Linked DNA regions of Homo sapiens: region 2 is linked to region 1. The links are chromatin loops, found by intact Hi-C in ENCODE. Cell type or tissue: CD14-positive monocyte. All regions are shown on one strand.

Evidence for each region. Peaks named below come from ENCODE experiments on the same cell type or tissue, not always from the same donor. Only the 100,000 strongest peaks of a DNase experiment are listed, where the experiment ranks them.
Region 2: it touches region 1 in a loop (1.9-fold over the local background); 3 of 110 quality-filtered maps call a loop at or near these places.

Annotation. Positions count from the first base shown.
Region 1 is chr9:134,191,936-134,199,935 of GRCh38, forward strand. All of the region lies in intron 1 of LOC124902298 (a long non-coding RNA gene), which reads left to right. Among named protein-coding and RNA genes, the nearest start is that of RNU6ATAC, 31 kb to the left of the region's middle. In CD14-positive monocyte, no CTCF peak of the experiment used is centred here; a DNase peak (open chromatin) is centred at 3,746; H3K4me3 peaks cover 864 bases; H3K27ac peaks cover 745 bases.
Region 2 is chr9:134,300,847-134,308,846 of GRCh38, forward strand. No RefSeq gene overlaps it. Among named protein-coding and RNA genes, the nearest start is that of LINC02247, 9.4 kb to the left of the region's middle. In CD14-positive monocyte, no CTCF peak of the experiment used is centred here; no DNase peak of the experiment used is centred here.

The DNA.
Region 1 (8,000 bases):
CGCCCATTCATTCATTCATCCTTTCAGTCATTCATCCACTCATTCATTCATCCTTTCAGTCATTCATTCACTCATTCACTCATCCTTTCAGTCATTCATTGACTCATTCATTCACTTATCCTTTCAGTCATTCATTCACTCATTCACTCACTCACTCATTTTTCACTCACTCATTCACTCATTTTTCACTCACTTTCAGGATTACAGGCTTGAGTCACCATGCCTGGCCCACTCATTCATTCTTTTGTTCAATTGTTCAACAGGTGTCCACAGACTTTGCTGCGTACCAAACACTGGGCCGATCTTTCAGATGCAGTGACGCAGGAATGATTATCCCCAGGTTTATATGAGAAAACCAAGGCTCAGAGAGGGTCAGAGACTTGCCTGAGGTCAGACAGCCAGAGAGCAGTGGGGTAGGAGGGACTGAACCCGGGCAGAGCTCATCTGAAAGCCCCTTGACCTGCCTTCTTAGAGTTTCACCCCCGCACTGGATTGGCCCCAACCAGCAGGCCTTCTGCTGCTCCGTCAGTGACATTGGGGGTTCTTGGTGGGATAGGGACAGCACGGGTCTCAGCAGGAGCACCAGGAGGAGGTGTGGCGAGTCGGGTTGGTGGGGGACACACCGAGAGGTGGGCTGGTGGGGGACACAGCGGGAGGTGGGCTGGTGTGGCTGGTGGGGGACACACTGGGAGGTGGGCTGGTGGGGGAGATGCAGCGGGGGTTCTCTGGGCTTCTGCATCTCTGCCCTGGGGTCAGTCCTGGTGGGGGCTCAGGGGAATGCAGAGACCTGGTTTACCATGAAACTCAGTCTCCTGGAGGAGCAGGTGACTGCCCAAGGCGTTCAGCAGCTACACCAAGCCAGGGCTTTGCGGGCTGTACCCTGGGACCTGGAGCCCCTCTGTTTCCCCCAGGACTTGAGCCCCCTGGGTTCACCTTGCTCAAGCCACCCAGAGAGGCCAACGGGAGGACTCAGGAGGAAGACTCTGAGGCTTCCTCTCTCCTGGGGCCTGATTTGGACAGCCTGAGGTTTAGATCTGCTGCTGTCTCCTCTTGCACAGGGCTGCTCTTACGGCAGATGACTGAGCTGCCCCCGCAGAGCTGCAGCGAAGCTGCGGGCACAGCTGCCTCCTTAAATGGCTGGAGCCCCCACTCTCTGCCCCTAGCCCCTTAAAATGAGCTCCTGCTGAAGTCAGGCCCTCGGCAGAGCCTTGGGTGGAAGGCGAGGGCTTCCGGGGAACTGTGCATTTCGAGTGGCCTCAAGTGAGTGAGTCAGCTTCTGCAGGGGGCTCAGGCAGCGGGCACTTAAGTGTGGCTAATTTGGTACAAGAACACGATGCCACTAGCAGGTTCTGCATCTTGGAGAAGCTTGGGGGCCATCAGCACAAAGGGGCTGGGGGAGGACGCTGCATCAGGGGCCTAGTGTGCGGGGGTGGTGAGTGCGACAGAGGCACTTGGGCTGGGGCCCTGCCAGCCACTGCCTCCTGCCAGGGCCTGGGCTGGGCACCTGTGGCCAGTGGGGACTCGTGGAAAAGGCACCCTCCCGCAGGGCAGGGCAGAGCCTCCTGGGAGCGGCACCCTGGGCGAGCTCAGTGTCCAAGGCAGGTCCCACACACCTGCCCACTGCCCTCACTCTCTCCCTCGCTTCCCTTTTTCGTCCCAGGAGTAACAGGAGGGGTCCAAGGTGAGCACGGTGAGGCAGGGGCTCTGGGTCATCCTCTGCCCGCCTTGCCCCATGAGCAGAGCCAGCAGCCATGCCAGGGTCACAGCTGGCTGTGAGGTGAAGCTGTGGTTCAGGACTTGGCATTTCTTCTCAAACATGTCCTTGCCTCTTGGTTCAGAAACACAGATGCCCCCTCAGGTTCCATAAGGAAAGTGAGAGTGAGAGCAGCGGGGTGATGCTGGCGCCACACACCAGACCCTGGCTCCCTATAGCACTGCTTCCTGCAGTAAGCCTTCCCGAGTCCTGGGGACACCTCCGGAAGTCTCCTGTCCCACTTCTGCTCTGACACCAGACCCTCCTGGCTGGGTGACCTTGGATAAGGAATCTTAATGCTCCCTACTCCAAAATGAGTGCCGTGCGCTCAGGGACATCAAGACTAGGAGGTGCTAACCCACTCTCCCTGGCCAGCAGTGAGGCCAGTAGACACAGAGCTACCCAGGGAAGGACCCGTCCCCCTTGGAGCATGGGTGAAGTGGGCCCTGGGTGCTAAGAGGGGCCCAGCATCAGGAAGACTGCAGCCCTAATGCCACCCCAGGCGGGATGGCCTGAGAGAGTCTGTGCTGGGAAGGCATTCAGGAAGGCCTGGGAACTCTGATACAGCCTCTCTCCTTCGAGGCGCTCTCTGGGGATTGGCCTGGGGCAGTGCAGAATCCCAGAGTCCCCGCCTATGTGTCCCCCAGCCCCTGCTTGTCTTGTCTGCCCAGGGCCACAGGGGAATGGTTAACGGCAACGGAAATTACAACATATTGGAATTGAATGAAAATTAAAACGCAACATATTGGCTGGACACAGTGGCTCATGCCTGTAATCCCATCCTAGCACTTTGGGAGGCCAAGGCAGGAGGATGAGTTGAGGCCAGGAACTCATCCTGGGCAACATAGTGAGAACCTGTCTCTTAAAAAAACAGTGGGTGCAGTGGCTCACACCTGTAATCCCAGCACTTTGGGAGGCTGAGGTGGGTGGAGCCTTTGAGGTCAGGAGTTTGAGACCAGCCTGACCAACATGGTAAAACCCCATCTCTACTAAAAATAGAAAAATAGCTGGGCATGGTGGTGCATGCTTGTAATCCCAGCTACTTGGGAGGCTGAGGCAGGAGAATTGCGTGAACCCAGGAGGTGGAGGTTGCAGTGAGCCGATATCGCGCCATTGCACTCCAGCCTGGGCAGCAAGAGCAAAACTCTGTCTAAAAATATAATAATAATAATAACAGCAACAACAACAAGAAGCAAAAAACACAACATATAAACTTTTTTTTCTTTTTTTTGTTTTGAGATGGAGTCTCACACTGTCGCCCAGGCTGGAATGCAATGGCACCATCTTGGCTCACTGCAACGTCTGCCTCCCAGGTTCAAGCAGTTCTCCTGCCTCAGCCTCCTGAGCAGCTGGGATTACAGGTGCCCGCCACCACGCCCAGCTAATTTTGTATATTTTTAGTAGAGACGAGGTTTCACTACATTGGCCAGGCTGGTCTCGAACTCCTGACCTCGTGATCCCACCTCGGCCTTCCAAAGTGTTGGGATTACAGGCATGAGCCACTGTGCCCGGCCCCATTTTTTTTTTTTTCAATCCTAAAAATTAGTTCTGACTTTAGAATAGAGATTCTGAATATTTTTAAGGCATTATTATATAGTTGAAAAATAAGGTCAAGATCAGATTAAGCTTTGATAGTCCAAGTTAGCAAAAATACTAATAATGCCTCTACATGGATTTCCTTGAATCTTGTCCTGTGTTTTACTGATATTGAAAGTGTTTTTTATGTTGCTGTGCTTAATTTTATTTAAAACGTTTTTTCTCTGTTTTTTTAATTTAAGGAAAGCCATGCTATTAAACAAACAAACAAACCTATGAGCTAAGCTCTCGGGTTATATTTGAAAATAAAAAGTGTTTCCTGGACTGAAAGAGCTCATAAGCTAATTGAGGAAATACACATATAAATAACTCGAATGAAGGAATTAGGTAAAAAAAATGAGATTCTTCCTGTTTGCACATCTTCATGCCTTAACAACAACCAAAAAAATCTGCACACACACAACCACAGGAAAAAGGAAGTCCTCTTGCAGTCTTCTTATCTCATCATGTACTTGATTACACAAACTAGAAATCTAACGTTCCTCAACCCTCGCCCCCAAATCTAGTCTGCCCCATGATAGTTGATGTGACCACTTTACACTGGTTTTTCCATCGACTTTCCTAGAGCAGCTGCCATCACCACCAACACCAGTGCCAGCTTCTTAATCCACATCATTGCTTACATGATTAAAGTGGCTTCTGGCTGGGCGCGGTGGCTCACACCTGTAATCCCAGCACTTTGGGAGGCTGAGGTGGGTGGACTGCCTGAGGTCAGGAGTTTGAGACCAGCCTGGCCAACATGGCGAAACCCCATCTCTATTAAAAATACAAAATTAGGCCAGGTGCGGTGGCTCATACCTGTAATCCCAGCACTTTGGGAGGCCGAGGTGGGTGGATCACCTAAGGTCAGGAGTTTGAGACCAGCCTGGCCAACATGCTGAAACCCCGTCTCTACTAAAAATACAGAAAAAAAAAAAATTAGCTGGGCCTGGTGGTGAGCACCTATAATCCCAGCTACTAGGGAGGCTGAAGCAGGAGAATTGCTTGAACCCAGGAGGCAGAGGTTGTAGTGAGCCGAGATTGAACCATTGCACTCCAACCTGGGTGAAGAGCAAAAACTCCATCTCAAAAACAAAAAACAAAAACAAAAACCCAACAATGACAAAAATTAGCCGGGCATAGTGGTGGGCACCTGTAATCCCAGTTACTCAGGAGGCTGAGGCAGGGAGAACTGCTTGAACCCAGGAGGTGGAGGTTGCAGTGAGCTGAGATCACAACGTTGCACTCCAGCCTGGGCAACAGAGTGAGACTCTGTCTCAAAAAAAAAAAAAAAATACAGTGACTTCTAACTACTTTGCCCACATGTGCTCTGGCACCTCTGCCTCTACGGAGGGAAGCTGCAGTGACCTTTCTAAAATACAAACGCCATTGCCTCATCCCTTTGCTTAAAACTCTTCAAATATTGCCTATTGTTCTTTGTATTAATACTAACTTTCTTTTTTATCCTTATCATTATTTTTTCTTTTGAGACAGGGTCTTGCTCTGTCACTCAAGCTGGAGTGCAGTGGCGCAATCACATCTCACCGCTGCCTCGAGCTCCAGGGCTCCAGTGATCCTCCTGCCTTAGCCTCCCGAGTAGCCAGGAGCACAGGTGTGTGCCACCATGCCTGGCTAATTTTTGTATTTCTCAGTAGAGATGGGGTCTTGCTGTGTTGCCCAGGCTGGTCTCTAACTCCTGGCCCCAAGTGATCCTCCTGCCTCGGCCTCTCAAAGTGCTGGGATTACAGGTGTGAGCCACTGCACCTGGCCGGTATCAACTTTTCCTACCTGACTTGCAGAAACCTGCACAGCTTGGCCACTGCTGACCCCTCCAGCTTCATCACAGGCCAGAAGGCCCCTCCTCTTCCTCATGCAACCCCTTGAAGGTCCTGCTTCTGTCAAGGGCTCTACGCTTGCCAGTCCCACTGCCGTGCTGGTGCTCTGCACTGCGCTAGCTCTTCCTCAGCCTCCAGAGGCTGACCCATGCTGCATCCTCCTTAACCTCTGCCTCACAGCATCGTATATTTATTTATGTGATAGTTTGATGAATAGCCATCTCTCTGACCAGACTAGCATAGTGCTTTATATACACTAAGCATCACAATGTTTGTCAAATGGATCAATAGATGACTAAAAAATTAAACTGGGATTGTAAAGTGGGATTCTGGGGGTCTTCGACAACTTCATGGAAAATGCCTATTATGAATAAGCTACATAGGAATTTCAAAGTTTTTTGCCCAAAATAAACTATACTGACTTCTTATAACATGTCTGAACAGAACATATTGACTTTGTGTGATATAGCTAAAGCAATGTTTAAGGGAAAATTTATAGCATTAAATGCTTATATTAATAAAAGGAAATCAATGATCTATGCTTCCATCTTTAGAAACTAGAAAAAGAAACAAATTAAACTTAAAGCAGGCTGGGCGCGGTGGCTGACTTCTGCAATCCCAGCACTTTGGGAAGCCGAGGCGGGCAGATCACTTGAGGTCAGGAGTTCGAGACCAGCCATGCAAACATGGTGAAACCCTGTCTCTACCAATACAAAAAATTAGCTGGGTGTGGTGGCAGTGCATGCCTGTAATCCCAGCTACTGGGGAGGCTGAGGTAGGAGAATTGCTTGAACCTGGGAAGCGGAGGTTGCCGTGAACCGAGATTGTGCTGTTGCACTCCAGCCTGGGTGGCAGAGCGAGACTTTGTCTCAAAAATAAAAAACAAAAAACAACCTTAAAGGAAACAGGTGGAAGGAAACACTAAAGACAAGAGCAGAAGTCCATGAAATAGAAAATGGAAAAGCAATAGGAAAACATAATCAAGGAAACCAAAGTTGCTTCTATGAAAAGATTAATATAATTGACAAGGCTCTGATCAGACTGATCAAGAAAAAAAGAGACACAAATTACCAATATCAGAAATGAAAGAGGGGATATCATTACAGATCCTACAGATATTTAAAGGTTAATACAGAACATTATAGGCTGGGCGTGGTGATTCATACCTGTAATCCCAGTGCCCTGAGAGGACAAAGCAGGAGGATCACTTGGGAGGCCAGGAGTTTGAGACCAGCCTGGAAACATAGCAAGACCCTGTCTCTACAAAAAAAATTTTTTTTAATTAGCTGGGCTTGGTGGTTGTGCCTGTCATCCCAGCTACTCAGGAAGCTAAGGCAGGAGGATTACTTGATCCTGGGAGTTAGAGGCTACAGTGAGCTGTGATCGCACCACTGTACTCCAGCCTGGGTGACAGAGCAAGACCCTGTCTCAAAGAAAAAGAAAAAAAAAAAAAAAAGAAAGTTGGTATTAAAACAATAAAACGATAGAAAATATTTGGAGAGTTTTAAGCAGGGGGATGATGCAGTCAGGTTTGTGACTTTTGGAAGGTTCATTCCAGCTCCCCTCCATAGAGTAGATAGGAGAGTTGCTGGAGCAAGGTGGGCAGAGTAGTTAGAAGCCACCTTAATCATGTAGGCAATGATGTGCATTAAGGAGCTGGTGCTGGCGCTGGTGCTGGTGGTGATGGCAGCTTCTGGAGGAAAGTCTGATGGGATAAACAGTGTAAAGTGATCACATCAACTAACGTAGGGACAGACTAGATTTGGGGGTGAGGGTTTGAGGTTTCTGGTTTCTGGTTTCTGTAATTAGGTAGATGATGAGATAGAGAACACTGCAAGAGGATTTCCTACAAAAACCAAGCCAACAGACAAATAGCTGGGCATGATTGTGTGGGCCTATAGTCCCAGCCACTTGGTAGGCTGAGGTGGGAGGATTGCTTAAGCCCAGGAGTTAGAGTCTGCAGTGAGCTATGATCGCACCACTGCACTCCAGCCTGGATGACAGAGAGAGACCTTGTCTCTAAAGAAATAAACAAAAAGAATGTTACAAACAATTTTATGTTCCCACATTTTACGACTTAGAAAAAATGGGCAAATTCCTTGAAAGACAGTTACCAAAGCTCATTCAAGAAAAAATAGATGGTACCATATAAATTAAAGAAATTAAATTTGTTGTTAAAAACCTAACAACAATACAAACTCTGGGCCTAGACGACTTTCCTTGTGAATTCTACCAATACTTAAGAAAGAATTAATGCCAACTCTACACTATCTCTTCCAGAAAATGGAAGAGGAGGGAACAATTACCAACCCTTTTTATGAGGCCAACATTACATTGATATCAAAACCAGACATTGCAAAAAAAAAAAAAAAAAAAAAAAGAAAAAGAAAGCTATAGAGCAATATTCCCCATGAGCAAAGACACGTAAATCCTCAATAAAATACCAGCAAATCAAATCCAGCAATATATGAAAAGGATAACACATCTGACCAATGAGGTTTATGCAAGGATGCAAGTCTGGTTCAACATTCAAAAAACAATCAGGGCTGGGTGCAGTGGCTCGCATCTGTAATTCCAGCACTGGGAGGCCAAGGTGGGTGGATCACTTGAACCCAGGAGTTGGAGACCAGTCTGGGCAACAGGCAAAACCGTGTCTCTATGAAAAATAAAAAAAATTAGATGGGCATGGTGATGCACACTTGTAATCCCAGTTACTCGGGAGGCTGAGGTGAGAGGATCACCTGAGCCCGAGGAGGTTGAGGCCGTAGTGAGCCACTGCACTCTAGCCTGGGCAACAGAACGAGACCCTGTCTCAATAATAATAATAATAATAATAA
Region 2 (8,000 bases), 110 kb after region 1:
CTGATGCTGGAGGATCCCCTGAGCCCAGGAGGCCCAAGTTGCAGTGAGCTGTGATTGCATCACTGCCCTCCAACCCGGGCAACAGAGACAAAAAGAAAGAAAGGAAGAGAGGAAGAAAGGAAGAAAAGAAAGAAAGAATAAGAAAGAAAGAAAGAAAGAGTGGAAGGAAGGAAGAAGGGAGGGAGGGAGAAAGGGAGAACAGGGATGGGAGGGGAGGGGAAGGGAGGGGAAGGGAGGGGGGAAAGGAAGGAGAAAGAGATAAAAGGAAGGAAGGTAGGAAGAAGGGAGGGAGGGAGAAAGGGAGGAGAGGGGAGGGGAAGGGAGGGGAGAAAGGAAGGAAGGAGAAAGAAAAGGAAGGAAGGAAAGAGAGAGAGAAACAGAAAGAAAGAAAGGAAGGAAGGGAGAGAGGGAGGGAGGAAAAGGAAGGAAGGAAAAAGAGAGAGAAAGAAAGAGAATGAAATGAAAAAGAAAGAAAGAAAGCTGACTGAGCCACAGGTCATCCTTGGCCTCTTGGGAGCCTCCTCCCTGACCTCCATGTGGCTCTGTGGCCTTGGAGGCTGACCCTTAGGGACTGAACGAAGAGCTCAGCCCTCCAGCCTCGGAGAGGCGTGTCAGGTATGGTCAGGGTATTGATTTCTCCAGCTCCCTCTCTGAGAGGTCACCTTGGGCGAGCTGCATCATACCCCCTGCCAGTGTCCCCTCCCTGCCCTGTGTCTCTGGGCTCAGGTCACTGCCTCCTCCCATTCCCCCGGCAAGCCTGCGGAGAACAGTCCCTCTTTTCTATCACAGCCTTGGGCAGGGCCCAGGCCTTGCAGTTTACCTGCACCCATCACCAACGCTGCCTTCACCAGCACACCTCCAGTTCCTCTCTGTGAGGGTGCCAGAGGTTGGGGACCCTGACCGCATCTCAGGGGGAAAAATGGGCACGGGGCAGTTGACAAATGGACCCTGCTCAGATAAATTCTGTCAGTCTGCAGGGGGATGCCTGGTTATGATCGGTTTTGTGGATGGTGAGAATATGAGAAAAGGTTCACAGGCCTGAGTCATAAAAGAACTGAAAACCAATCCTCAAGAAAACACCAACAAATAGCTCTCAAGAATACCACAAAGGTGGCAGCCAGGCCCTTCCTGAGCTCACCAGGCTGCGGGGACGCAGTGAACACACCTCTGACTTACAGTTTCCTGGCCGGGGAGTCATGCAAAGAAAACAGCCCAGAACCCACAGAGGTGTATGGACAAGGGTATTCGTCAGAGGAGTTATCTTAGGGAGGAGCCGGGTTAATTGCTATAAATCTGTCTGCCAGACCCCGTTGCTACCATTACCAATGAGAGCTTACGGGTATTTAATGGGACAATAAAATGTGCCTAATTGAAAATTAATTGAAAAATACTTATTAAGTTAATAATTTGATGGAAAATGTACAATCATAATTAATAATTAAATAATCAAATTAAATTAATAATTTAATTGAAAAACAGGGTAGAAAGTGGTAAATATAGTATGATCTGAATTAAGTAAAAAAATTTATGAATTTATTCATGATAAAAAAGGCTAACAGGAAATGAAACAAAGCACAAATAATGGTTATTTCTTCATGGTGAGATCACTGGTATTTTTCTTTTGTCTCTTATCCTTTATTTATTTTTGTTTTTTTTGTGTGTGTGTGTTTCTTATGCTTTACTTTTAAAAATTTTCTAAGCTTTCTCAAATGAATTTCTTTTTTCATTTAAAGGGGAAAGGACTTTAAAATTCATGCCTCCTGGGACAACATACGTAAAAAGGCCCACTTCAGACAGATGACCTAACGTGATGAAGATAATACCTCTTGCACCTGTGCCGTGTACCCTAGTTTACCAATGCCTTGCCCCGCAGAGTCCCAAGGAAAGACTCTGACAGAGGCTCCAGAGAGGTGGTGACAGGTGACCAAGAGCTGAATCAAAACTAAGGAAGCAGGGCTGGACCACGAGGGATGGATGGGGCAGGCTTAGTTTAGCTCTGGGCAGATAAAGCCCTGTAAGCATGGTCAAGAGGGTGACCGCATGGACCATAAACGAAGAACGGCTTTAGGGGAGATGGCGGGAAGTGAAGGTGTGTGGATGGATGGGGCTTTGCTGTGAAGGTGGTACAGCTGGAACTTCTGCAACCTCACTTGTCGCAGGGCCTTCCTGCAAGGCCGTAGACCTAATTTTAGATTCCTAAGTTAGTATCCTTTTTTGTTGAGACGGAGTCTCGCTCTGTCGCCCAGGCTGGAGTGCAGTGGTGCGCTCTCGGCTCACTGGAAGCTCCGCCTCCCGGGTTCACGCCATTCTCCTGCCTCAGCCTCCTGAGTAGCTGGGACTACAGGCGCCCTCCACCATGCCTGGCTAATTTTTTTGTATTTTTAGTAAAGATGGGGTTTCACCATGTTAGCCAGGATGGTCTCCATCTCCTGACCTCGTGATCCACCCACCTTGGCCTCCCAAAGTGCTGGGATTATAGGTGTGAGCCACCGCGCCTGGCCTTTTTTTTTTTTTTTGAGACGGGTTTCACTCTTGTCGCCCCAGACTGGAGTCCAATGGCAAGATCTCAGCTCACTGCAACCTCCACCTCCAGGTTCAAGTAAATCTCTTGACTCAGCCTCCCGAGTAGCTGGGATTACAGGGGTCTGCCACCACGCCTGGCTAATTTTTGTATTTTCAGTAGAAACGAGATTTCGCCATGTTAGCCAGGCTGGTCTTGAACTCCTGACCTCAGGCGATCTGCCTGCCTTGGCCTCCCAAAGTGTTGGGATTACAGGCATGAGCCACGGCGCCTGGCCAGTATTCATTTTCTTAAAGAGGCCTGCAGACTGAACAGGCTTTCTGTCTCTCCCAAATCTAGACCTGCCCTGACATAAACACATCCGAGCTTCTGGTGCAGAATCCCTGGCTTAGGTGAGGCAGGTCCCGGGCACCGTCTCTGCCAGCACCCCTGTCCCTGCTCACCTCCGTCCTCAGCCCCCCTCCCCATGGCAGGACCTCCTAAAGCCTGGTCCGTTCCTCTCCCCTTCTGGATCTGGGCCTTCAACCATGTGGCTCCTTCAGCTGGAAACATGCTTCCCTTCTTTTTGCTTGGCTGCTCTGAGACTTATGCCATGCCCCTTCTTCAGAAGGCCTTCTCCCTTCTCAGCCTGAATTAGGCATCCCCTCTGCTGTCACACCTCTTCCCCCAGCCTAACATTCACCACCTATCCCTGTAATTAATTGTCAAACCGTCAGCCCCAGGGCAGGGACAGCCGCTGCCTCAGTCACTATTGTGTCCTCTGCGTCTGGCACTACCCCTGGCACATGAGAGATGCTCAACATTTTTCCTAAATAGACAGCAGGGCAAAGGAATGGGTAAAACCAGACCCTTCCCAATCCACATGGCCCACAGGGATTTGATGCCTTGTGCAAGTTTCCTAAGCCCATAGGATGCCTGGAAGGCCGTGTGCCTCTTGCTACGGATGCCCTATCTCTGATCCACCCAGCCCTCCTCCGCCTGCACTTCGTACCCTGAGCAGGGCGTGGGCTCTTCCAGAAGCCCACGTCTGACTTCTTTTTCCTGTTCCCCTGGTCTCCCAGCTGGACCCCTGTCTCTGCCCACTTGGGGGCACTGAGCTGGGACTCACTCAGGCCGCCGGCCACCCTGGGCTTGGCAGAAGGGGCGTCTGTTGTCCTCAGTGTGTGCCCTCTCCTCGCTGTCCCCTACTGTCCCTGACCCCCGGCCCCCGCGATCACGCCCCCCATTGAAGCTGAGCCCCACAGTCAGGCGGGCCCTGCTGCTTCACTTCTGACTCCTCATTGTCGATAATACCCTATTAAAAGTTGAAAATACATTTTCCTCCTGCCGATCTCTTTCCTTTTCATTTAGCAAACATTGATTTTTTTCCCCCTCCTGCAGATGGAATAGAAATGAAATCACCCACGTCTCTTTGGGGTGATTTAGTTGTCAGAGCCGGAGGCAGTGGGCAGATGAGGGCTGCTCTTGTCACCTCATCCACGGGTCGCTTTGTGACCTCCGATGGTCGTTTGGCCTCTCTTCTCTGCCGTGTCTCCCCACCCCCAGCTAGAAAAGGAGACCCTGGTGCCCCTGGCTGGGAGAGCAGGAGGCCCCGTTCACCAGCCAGAGGAGCCTCCTGGAGAGGTTCGGATAAAAGCCTCTGTTAGAAAGCCCAGCTCAAGGTTGTGTCAACACCAAATACCATGAAGTGGCAATTATCCAATTAGCTTGATTAGCGTAGAAAGCACCACCAGCCGCTGCTCTGCACAGCCCATCCTGTCGTCTCCCGAGCTCAGACAGCTGTGCAGTGTAGGACCTGAGTACTGGACTCCAGAGGCTGGGCCTCCAGGCACACCCGGGCTCTCCCTCTCTGGGCCCTGATTTCTCCATTTCTTGTTTGGGGATAATAAAGCCTTCCTCACAGTCTGTGGTGAGGATTCGTGAGCTGGCCTCAGCGCAGCCTCTGGGAGACAAGGGGAGCAAGTGCTTTAATGGTAACCACTTGGCCAGTGGTGTGGTATAGGCCAATTTATACTCAGGGCCCAATGCTTCTCTCAGGGTCAGCGTGGGCAAGCCACATTGTGACCCGGTTTCTTCATTGGTTCCAGAGGGATTCTAACAGCACTGGCCTTAGAGATGCATAGGCACAGGGTTGGTGCCCCACAGTGAGGGTGATTGCCATGAGGGTGATGATGATGGTGATGATGACCATGGTGGCGATGATGGTGGTGATGATGGTGCTGGTAAGGAAGATGGTGGTAATGATGTTGATGGTGGTGATCACCATGTTGGTGGTGATGATGATGTTGATGGTGATGATAGTGGTGATGATGTTGATGGTAGTGATGATGGTGATGATGGTGGTAATGATGTTGATGGTGGTGGTGATGATGGTGGTAATGATGTTTATGGTGGTGATGATGGTGGTAATGATGTTGATGGTGGTGATGGTGATGGTGGTGGTAATGATGTTGATGGTGGTGGTGATGATGGTGGTGGTAATGATGTTGATGGTGGTGATGGTGGTGATGGTGATGGTGATGATGATAGATGGTAGTGGTGATGGTGATGGTGGTAATGATGTTGGTGGTGGTGATGGTGTTGATGGTGGTGGTGATGATTGATGGTAGTGATGATGTTGATGGTGTTGGTGATGCTGTGATGGTGGTGATGATGTTGATGGTAGTGATGATGGTGGTAATGATGTTGATGCTGGTGGTGGTGATGGTGATGATGTTGATGGTAGTGATGATGGTGATGATGGTGATGATGTTAATGGTGGTGGTGATGATGATGGTGATGATGGTGATGATGTTAATGGTGGTGGTGATGATGATGTTAATGGTAGTGGTGATGATGATGTTGATGGTGATGATGTTAATGGTGGTGGTGATGATGATGGTGATGATGGTGATGATGTTAATGGTGGTGGTGATGATGATGTTAATGGTAGTGGTGATGATGATGTTGATGGTGATGATGTTAATGGTGGTGATGATGATGATGATGTTGATGGTGATGATGATGGTGGTAAGGATGTTGATGGTGGTGATGATGATAATGTTTATGGTTATGATAAAACCCCTTTCTCATGGGTTCACTATACAGCCAGCCAAGGAAATAGACTTGTCAGAGAGCCCTTCCAGAGCAATCTCCCACCTATTGAGAGGTGGGATCTAATTCCTCTCCCTGTGAATCTGGGCTGGCTCTGCAGCCTGCTTAACCAATAGGATACAGTGGAAATGATGTCACATGGTTTTTAAGCTTGGCCAGAAGAAGCCTTGCAGCTCCCCCTCTGAGCCTCTGGGACATTCTGGGAGCCCTGAACTGTGACACAGAAGGCTTACTGCGAGAACACCATGCTGGATAGGCCACGTGCAGGAATTCTGGGTGACAGTCCCAGCTGAGCCCAGCCTTCCAGTCATGCTGCCAAGGAGCCAGACTCGTGCAGACAACCCTGTTAGAGCCTCCAGACCAGCTGGCTGCCAGCAAATACCACCCAGTGAGCCTCGTTTACACCTCATGAAGCAGAAGCAGCTGGGTGGACCCCATGGGATTCCTGACCTACGCAATTGTGAAATGTAATGAAATGGCTGCCAGGAGCTACTAAATTTGGGGGCAATGTGTTCCATGACAGTCGGCACCAGAACAGTGGGTCTGATGGTTCTGGCCTCAGCCACCTCCTGGACAAGTGCCGTGGCCGCCTGGTTGAGCATTACAGGCTTGAGCTCCGACCTGGGCCTTGTCCTGCTATGGGGTCCGCTGGAAACTGCGGTTGTTTCTTTAAACAAAGAGCCATCCAGACCTCTGACTTCTCAGCATGGGGGAGGCAGGCGTGTTGTGAGGCTGGCACTAGCAGAGCTGTACCAAGCCACAGAAGAAAGGCCGTGAAGGCCATGTGTGGCCCCAGCACAAAGTGAGCCAAGATCTGCCCTGGGGCCCTGGTGGGGTATGGTCACTCCAGAGCAGGGCAGCCCCAGAAGATGAGGCAGGCTGGAGGGTGCCACCCAGCAGCCCCAGGGGTCCCCATGCTACCCACAGCTGGGGACTTTCTTTTGCCAGGCCTGCCAATGGGGAGTCACCACAGGGCCCTGGCTGCCCGGGGCTGCCCTGAGAGGAAAAGGGGCACAGGCAGTGGAGAGGGGTCGGAGTGGGAACAGGGCAGCCTGCCTGCCCCAGAACTGCCCTGGGGGAGGAGGACTTCCTCTCCCACACATTTCATTTACAGATGAGAATTTGGGGGTTTGGAGCTTTGGGGACTGGACTGAAGTCATACTCCTGGGGCCAGAACTTGAACCTAGGTCTGCCTGATCCGCAAGCCCATGCCCCCTGCCTCTTCCCAAGATCACCCCATAAGAAATTGAGGGGTTTATGGTTACAAGGCAGGGTGCTTTCTGAAGCTCTTTTCCTCCTCAGAGGGCTCAGTTTGGTTATGGCATGGAGCACAGCCCATTGATCTTGAGCTAACTGAATCCCGCTCCTTTTAGTGATTAACTCCCCCACCCACATCGGGTGAAGTTCAAAGTCTTCTCTGAGCAGACACACCCAGTACAAATAACTAATTGTATTTTAGGTGTTGGGGTGGCAGGGGGAGCGGTCTTGGAAAGAAAATGCAGCCAAATGCGGGAAGGCTTAGATACGGGGCCAGGGAACCCAGTACAGCCCACTGCTTGCTGTTTCCTGGGGGACAGGAACATTTTTTAACGACTTACAGGAGCTGCTTGTGGCCCGGATATAGAGCCAGACCTTGAGCGGGTGAGGACCGTGGAGGGTACGTCGATGCTGGGACCTGGGATCCCAGTGATTTTGATTTTTGACTGCCCCCAGGCCCCCAACTCACATACTCTTAGGTATGGGTGTTCTTGCCTCTCACTCCAGCTGTACCTAGCACTGACAGCTCGAGCTTCTACCAGAATTCCCTCCAGGGTTCTGGTTCTGAGCCCTGGACCACACAGCCTGTCCCTCCCGGACCATAGACTCTCTTCTTAGGCACCCCAAAACTGTCCAAGTCTGTATGGTTGCCCTGCTCCTTTGCTCTGCTAATGCACTCTCTTCCTGCCTTCACCCAGCACCTGCACCACGGATGGCTGCACCACGGCACCTGCACCACAGGGACACATGCCACAGGAGCAGACACCACAAGAGCAGACACCACAGGAGCAGACACCATGGGAACCCACACCATGGGAGCAGATACCGTGGGAACCCACATCATGGGAACAGACACCACGGGAGCCCACACCATGGAACAGACACCACTGGAGCCAATGCCATGGGAGCAGACACCACTGGAGCCCACACCATGGAACAGACACCATGGGAGCCAATGCCACGGGAGCAGACACCACAGGAGCCCACACCATGGGAGCAGACACCACGGGAGCCCACACCATGGAACAGACACCACTGGAACCAATGCCACGGGAGCAGACACCACGGGAGCCCACACCATGGGAGCAGACACCACGGGAGCCCACACCATGGAACAGACACCATGGGA